Regions from separate parts of the Homo sapiens genome. Here regions 1 and 3 are each linked to region 2. A link is an interaction called in ENCODE POLR2A ChIA-PET data of the cell type or tissue named here. Cell type or tissue: HepG2. All regions are shown on one strand.

What was found. ChIA-PET counts read pairs that join two places held together with the same protein. Peaks named below come from ENCODE experiments on the same cell type or tissue, not always from the same donor. Only the 100,000 strongest peaks of a DNase experiment are listed, where the experiment ranks them.
Region 1: POLR2A ChIA-PET joins it to region 2 with 5 read pairs; 2 of 35 experiments call an interaction of 5 or more read pairs at or near these places.
Region 3: POLR2A ChIA-PET joins it to region 2 with 6 read pairs; 1 of 35 experiments calls an interaction of 5 or more read pairs at or near these places.

Annotation. Positions count from the first base shown.
Region 1 is chr1:147,236,811-147,239,310 of GRCh38, reverse strand. It overlaps a transcript of CHD1L not described here. Among named protein-coding and RNA genes, the nearest start is that of CHD1L, 4.6 kb to the left of the region's middle. RefSeq lists a cis regulatory region at 1,063-1,076 and an enhancer at 998-1,142. In HepG2, no CTCF peak of the experiment used is centred here; DNase peaks (open chromatin) are centred at 100, 1,010 and 1,560.
Region 2 is chr1:146,386,249-146,388,748 of GRCh38, reverse strand. All of the region lies in intron 3 of LOC112268274 (a long non-coding RNA gene), which reads left to right. LOC100996756 (a long non-coding RNA gene) reads right to left here and starts at 2,202. Exons shown (of 2, transcript XR_159169.5): 1 at 1,427-2,202; 2 at 660-1,203. In HepG2, no CTCF peak of the experiment used is centred here; a DNase peak (open chromatin) is centred at 1,188; H3K4me3 peaks cover 808 bases.
Region 3 is chr1:148,037,674-148,040,173 of GRCh38, reverse strand. RNVU1-7 (RNA, variant U1 small nuclear 7) reads left to right here and starts at 1,258; the gene lies at 1,258-1,421. RefSeq lists enhancers at 277-818, 845-1,381, 1,535-1,644, 1,382-1,917 and a silencer at 1,205-1,444. In HepG2, no CTCF peak of the experiment used is centred here; a DNase peak (open chromatin) is centred at 1,483; H3K4me3 peaks cover 500 bases.

The DNA.
Region 1 (2,500 bases), 850 kb before region 2:
CGAATTAAGAGTCTGTTTATTTAGCCAGCGGCTGAGAGATGGCTAACGCTCAAAGTTCTCTTGGCCCTGAAGAAGGGGCTAGATTTTCTTTTATACTTTGGTTTAGAAAGGGGAGGGGGGGTCTAGTTAAAACAATTTTCCAGAAGTAAAGTAGGCAGAAAGTTAAAAGGATAAATGATTACCAGAAAGTAAACAGTTCTAGGTGCAGGGGCTTTAAGACTCTTACAAACTGATAGACGTGGGGCTTTGGGCGTTATCAATTGGACGAATTCCTGGGAACTGCGGATATTGCTCGCCACAGTATTTTATCAGTTAATTGAATTCTTGGATGTTCTGGGAGTCAGCTTGCACAAGTTATGTCTTTGAGGAAGGGGCTGCCAGTGAAAGAGCCAAGATGAAGTCTGTCTGGCTCTCTTAGCTAAGGGACAGTCAATTCAGGTGGAAACAAGGCTAGGTGATTAAAGGAAAGAGAGAATCTAAAAACAGGGTTAGTAAAAACAAGGTTAGGCATTACAATAGTATGCCCTCAATAAATATTGTTGAATGTTTGAATGAGGTGCCTGTGGAACAATTTTAAAATCTAGGGCATATGATTGTTATAACTTTGAAGTACAGAGAGTGCATTTCACAGATGGGCAAACCAAGGCACAGAAAGTTTAGGAAGCTGGTCCAGTGTTTTCTGTGAGTCGTGATTAACTCCCAGAATAAAATTTAGCCTCAACTCATTTTTCATTCATTGTTCAGGTTATACAATCATGCTGTTTTTGTTAATTGTTTTATTCCTCCACAGAAAGGATATGTCCTTTGGCAACAGCAACTCCATAAGATTAATGCTAACCAACTAACACTGTCAGTGGGACTTAGCATGTGCAGACATTACCAAAACAAGCATGGATTAAGCACAGATTAAGAAACAAATTATGTTTGCTGTTTGTTGTATCCTTGCTCTGTTAGGTAACATCAGGGCACCAGTTAGAAGCACCTAGTGAGTCAGATACGGAAATTGGATAAAAGCTGTGACCAAAGTAAACATTTATTCAGACCTCTTGAGTAAATGAACTTGGAACTTTGAGCTTAGGTTAGAATTAGGTCCGTGCCCATGGGTGGAAGATTTTTGTGCTGGGATGAAAAACACTTAACTTGGGTTTTCTTTCTTGCAAGAAATGAAAAACTGTGTTTTGACTTTTGATGCCAGTATACCTCTTTGTCATGAAATAACATGTAATAAATTTAGAACCCAGAAAGCCAGGGAAAATATACCACAGTATAGAAGTATAGAAAAAAAGTAAGTTGGTTTCACAGGACTCTTGCCCAGTCACCTCAGAGAATTGCCACTCCCTTTTACTATCAAAGGTAAGGTTGTAAAATAGTAATATTATCAAGTTAATCTTTGAGAACATAGTTTAGAAATTGTAGGCATCAAAATTTGCCCACGGTCTTTTTGCTTGAAAGGACAGTGTTTTCCTTTTTAACTGGATGCCTTTTGACTGTCATGCCATGCCATCACATTGGTCACCCAGAATTTCATTCTTTATGTTCTCCAACCAGCAGTGTAACGTTTATGCAATCTGCCCAGCTAGTCCCTGAAGGCTTTTGAGTTTGCCAAACTGGAAATTTAACTTTTGTGACATATTGATGGCAGTGACGGCCTATCTAGAGCAGCTGCTGTCATGATGCCACTTGCAATGGGGGTGGCACACCAGGGCTGCCAGCTCCATGGAGCTGGGGGAACCAGGAACAGGTGGAGGCCCTGCCTCCTTCTGAGTTGGCAGGGCAGGAGCTTCCTGCTCCCCAGGTACAGCTGTGGCTGCCCAGCTGCAGCTGCAGACCTGGGCATCCCTGTGCTCTTTGGGGCTAAAAGCAGGCAGGAGCCCTACCCTCTCAGGCACAGCTGCAGCTGCCTGAGTCATGTCCACCAACTCGGCCTCCCTGTGCTCTTGGGTTCCTGGAGCAGGCAGGAGCCCCACCCTCCTGGGTGCAGCTATAGCTGCTCAAACCACAGCTGCAGACCTGGGCATCTCTGCACTCTTGGGGGCCCTGTAAGACCTCCCACCCCATTCCTGCAGGCTAAGAAGTGTCTCCTCCCATTGCCTGGCCTCTTTCTGCTCCCAGCACCCACTCCATTCCCAGAGCAAGGTTGGAGCTGAGGCTGGGTGCTATTGCAGCCTGGCCAGGTGTGCACCCACTCCAGGCAGCACTGACACATGGCTTTGGCCCCCTCAGGACTTTGGGTGCCAGCATGGGAGGGAGGCCAAGGGGGTGCTGGGGCAGCTCAGCCTCTGTGCTTGCCTGCAGGTGCCCCTTTGCACAAACAGTTTGGGTGCTGTGAATGCCAGCAGGAGGCAGTCTCCTGGGTGGAAGGGAGCAGGTCACCGGTGAAGACCTACCCTCAAGCTGGGGAGGGCCTGAAGCCTGGAGGCTGGGCTGCTGGTCCCAAAAACCAGAGTGAGAACTTGTGTTTTATCTGGGTGCCTATGGACCAGTTGGCGCACACTTCCTC
Region 2 (2,500 bases):
GGCGGATCACTTGAGTCCAGGAATTGGAGACCAACCTGGGCAACATGGCGAAACTTCAACTCTTAAAAAAACAAAACAACAACAACAACAACAACAAAACAAGAACAGAAATTAGCCGGCTGCGATGGCTCGTGCCTGTGCTACTCCAGAGGCTGAGGTGGGAGGATCGCTTGAACCAAGATCCCACCAGATACAGTGAGACTCTGTCTCAGGGAAAAATACAAACAAAAAAAAGAGGCTCTGTAAGAGGTGACTCCGGGGACAATGGAAAAACACTAAGGTTTTCAAGTGGTGTTAAAAGCCAGTAGGCCTTGGGGACCACTGAGCAATCTACAAAGCAGGGAAGCCTAGATCCCTGAGCTCTGCCCACCAAGTACCACCACAGCTAACATGAGAGACCTCCCCCACAGAGACTGAAATTTGCCTCCTGAGGAAACAAGTGACTACAGACATCTGTCCCAGGACAGTAAACAAGAAAATAAGGTCTCACAAAAACAAAAACAGCTGACCACACCATACAATCACTGAGACTGGGCCTGCGACTATAGATGAAAAAAACAAATGCTGTCTATTATTCATACCATGAAAGACCAGGGGAAAGCACGAACGCAGTCCCCTACTACTGTTGCGGGAATCAGGAGAACAAAGAGACCAACGGGTGGAACAGAAGGATTTTATTGAATGCACTCGGGCCTAGCATGAGCCCCGAAGAAAGACAGGGGGCTTGACTTTTATACACACTTCTGAAAGGGGGTTGGCTAGTTTGAATGGTGCAGCAGGAATTTGATGGTGTGAAACTCGCGGGGCAGGCAAGAGGGCTTACAGAAGCAGAAAGAAGGCAGTTAATCAAACTGTGACAGGTCTTGCAACGCAAGCACAGCTGGTAACCTTGCAGCTGCACTGAATGGAAATCAGGAACTTACAAAACTTGAATAATGACAAGTGGCAAGGGGGAAAGACAAGGCAGTAAAGACATTTGTTGTTTTTCCTCTTATACTTGCTGGGGGCGGACCGTGTTGACAAAGTCGCTGGAAATCACTGTCAGAGATGTAGCTTTTAGGATAGTATTGTCCAGGATCTGCTAGGCTCTATCCACTGCAGGCCTTGGTGGGGGGGAGGGGGGCCCTGCCAAGCACAGGAAAACTTGTCTTTTCGTTGTAACTTCTGCTTCGTTACTACAAATTACACAGCTGAGCTTCCCACCTTGGAGAAAATGACAGAACAGCACACTTGAAATGAAATAGTTGAGTCGGGTTTAAAAGGCATTTCAGTAACCATAATATCTGCCCTGCCACATAAATAAGATTGCACCTATCTCCGCCCCGCCACAGCTCCATACGCCTCACCCTTTAAACGCACAGTCACTTGCCCCAGCACCACTCCAGCCAATCCCCAACCACCCCCAGCCCTCCTAGCCCTCACACACAGCTGGGACTCTCAGGTCCGACCAGCGGTCCTGAACCCGCTCCCACGGCACGGGAAATCCTTCGTGGCGAAGCAGCAGCCCCTGCGCTGCCTCATCTACATAGAAACGCCCTATCGGTGATGTCACCGACAGTGCCTTTCCCAGTCTCCTTCTGCTCTTCCGCCCCACCCTCCGCCACTCAGCCTACCAACCCGCTGGGGGAGCCGACGGAGGAAGTGACGTCTGCTGTCCCACCTCTCCCTCCCGCCCTTGTCCTTTCCGGAGGTGCGCCCAGACCCCGCATCTAGTATCCCCCAAAGAAGCGACTACTTAACCTGTGTCCTGCGGAGGACCCTTCTGGCGGCCAGCTGGAAGCTGTGCGCCGGTCTTCAAATAGTGGCTTTTAATTCGCAGACTAGAACGTTTAGGATTACAAAGAAAACCGTTTCCTTTCAAAGCTGTTTATCTTTGTGAAGTAGCATTTTGCTTAAAATTGGAAGCCTTTGACTATCAGAGAGAAATCACATCTATGAAACTAGAGAGGCTGCTCAGATGACTGCAAACCAGCCATCCTTGCTGGTTTTACCAGTAGTAGTGTTATAAAGAATGTTGTCCAATTTCATGAGTCTCGTAGGTTTTTTTTTTTGTTTTTCAAATACAGTATTGTACAAAAAGGAAGCAGAATGTGGTTGCTGTCACAATGTAATGCCTCTCTGGGCCTGAGAATTTGGAAAGGCTCACACTCCTCATAAAAGTTCTCTTCTTTCCTCATTCTCCCTTTAGATAAAAAGTCTTTTTTTTTTTTTTTTTTTGAGACGGAGTCTCGCTCTGTCGGCGGGATCTCGGCTCACTGCAAGCTCCGCCTCCCGGGTTCACGCCATTCTCCTGCCTCAGCCTCCCGAGTAGCTGGGACTACAGGCGCCCGCCACCACGCCCGGCTAATTTTTTGTATTTTTAGTAGAGGCGGGGTTTCACTGTGTTAGCCAGGATGGTCTCGATCTCCTGACCTCATGATCCGCCCGCCTCTGCCTCCCAAAGTGCTGGGATTACAGGCGTGAGCCACCGCGCCCGGCCAGATAAAAAGTCTTTCTTGAA
Region 3 (2,500 bases), 1.7 Mb before region 2:
GATTAAAAGTAATCTGTTAAGCACCTCAAATAAAGTTTCCCCCAAATATATATATATTTTTTCTAAATTTGGACCACTTTGTTTCTGTCTTTGCAGAACATAAAGTGTTAACATGAGGTAAGTGCTAAGGTCTGGAGAAGGCCGTGGAAGAGATGACAAACTCCAGCATCATGCCCGAGTGTCCAGTGTGCTCTGCTGGGGCAGCATATTTGTACATTGCTGTATTTGAAAGAACCCTACAAGATTCCTGAAATTGGACCACCGTCCTTATAACACTACTAGTGGTAAAACAAGTAAGGATGGCTGGTTTGCAGTCATCTGAGCAGCCTCTCTAGTTTCATAGATATGGTTTCTCTGATATCGAACGGCTTCCAATTTCAAGTAGAATGCTACATCACAAGGATAATGATGTGAAGTGAACCAGTTTCTTGTGTAATCCTCCATGTTTTAGTCTGCGCATTACAAGCCATTATTTGAAGAAGGGTGGACAGGCTCCAGATTTCTGCCAAAGAGGTCCTCGGCAACACAGGCTAAGAACCGGCTTCTGGGCAGTCGTGATGGCTCACGCCTGTAATCTCAGCACTTTGGGAGGCCGAGGTCGGCGGATTACCTGAGGTCAGGAGTTCGGGATCAGCCTGGCCAACATGGTGAAACCCCGTCTCTACTAAAAACACAAAAATTAGCCGGGCTTGGTGGCGTGTGCCTGTAATCCCAGCTATGCGGAAGCCTGAGGCAGGAGAATCGCTTCAACCCGAGAGGCGGAGGTTGCAGGGAGCCGAGATCATGCGACTGCACTCCAGCCTGGGCGACAGAGCGAGACGGCGCAAAACAAAAAACAAACAAAAAACTACAACAGAAACACCCGCTTCTTTGGGGAAGACCATGGGCGGGGAAGAGAGGGAAAGGAGGCAGAGGCAGACATCACTGCCCCCGCAGGCTCTGGCACCATGTTGGTCGGCTGAGTGGCGGAGGGTGGGGCAGAAAAGCAGACCGGGACGAGGAAGGCGCTGTCGGTGACATCACGGATAGGGCGACTTCTATGTAGATGAGGCAGCGCAGGGGCTGCTGCTTCGCCACTGGCTGTTTCACCACGAAGGAGCTCCCGTGCCGTGGGAGCGGGTTCAGGACCGCTGGTCGGACCTGAGGGTCCCAGCTGTGTGTCAGGGCTAGGAAGGCTCGGGGGTGCGCGGGGCAAGTGACCATGTGTGTAAAGGGTGAGGTATATGGAGCTGTGACAGGGCAGAAGTGTGTGAAGTCATACTTACCTGGCAGGGGAGATACCATGATCACGAAGGTGGTTTTCCCAGGGCGAGGCTTATCCATTGCACTCCGGATGTGCTGACCCCTGCGATTTCCCCAAATGTGGGAAACTCGACTGCATAATTTGTGGTAGTGGGGGACTGCGTCCGCGCTTTCCCCTGAATTTTTGTAATGAAAAAATAGACTCCCCTATAAGGGTTATTCTTAAAACTGCAGTTTTGTGGCTTGGGTGGCATGTTAAGTGTTCTCCTTACAGTCGCAATGATGGGAAACAGAAAGTAACGTGTTATCCTCTCCGCCGCCGTGAGCTCTTTTAACACTAAGTGGCCGCAGGGCTCTTCTCTTCCCTTTCTACTTGGGGCTGCTTTTTGCAGATCGCTTCATAGTCTCCAGTCTTTTGGGTTCTCATGCTCTGTGAAAACCTTCGTGTTTTTTCATAGCCCCCAGAGTCACCCTTCACACAGCCTCTGCTTCTAACCGCAGCCTCCGCAGGAGTTTGTAGGATGTCTGTGCTAGCGGGGAATGTGTTCTCACCTCCTAGAGCCAGGGAAGAAACTACGCAGTCGGGTGCTGTTCTTTGGGATGAAAGCAGGGTCCCCGTTCGGTTGTTAACATAACACGCTTGCTTTCTGTAGGGGAAGGGAGGTCTCTCCCGGCGCCCAGGTGCCCTTGCTCATGTTCACCGAGGCCTGCAGGTCAGAACCGCAGTCTCACCTGTCGCCAGAATGTGCTGCGATCTACCCCAACTACCCGAACTACCCAGCAATAAAATAGGACACATTACGGAAACATGAAATAGCGTGGATCATCTCAAAAACATTATGCCGAGTGATGAAAAGAGTGCACCCTGTGTGGCGCCATCAAGGTGAATTTCTACAACAGTTAAAACTAACCTGTATAGTGACAGAAACTACATCATTGACTGCTGGCCTCAGGGGGAGGGCGGAACTGACTGCAAAGGGCACAAGAGGACCTTTTAGAGTAATAGACACGTCATCAAACTTGAAATGGATGCATTGTACCAAAGTCAACTCACACCTTAATCAACCTGATTGTAAAAGGGAATAAGAAAACCACTCCAAATCTTAATGTCTTCTACTTAATTTAGTGTACGTTTATCCTTAGAAGATTCCTTTAGAAAAATATCTCTCTAACTGTAATCGGGAGTTGAGGAATTCCTTCGTTTCTGTTTCTGTCTCTTTGTCTGCAGTTAAGTTCATGCACTATTAAATGGAATGTT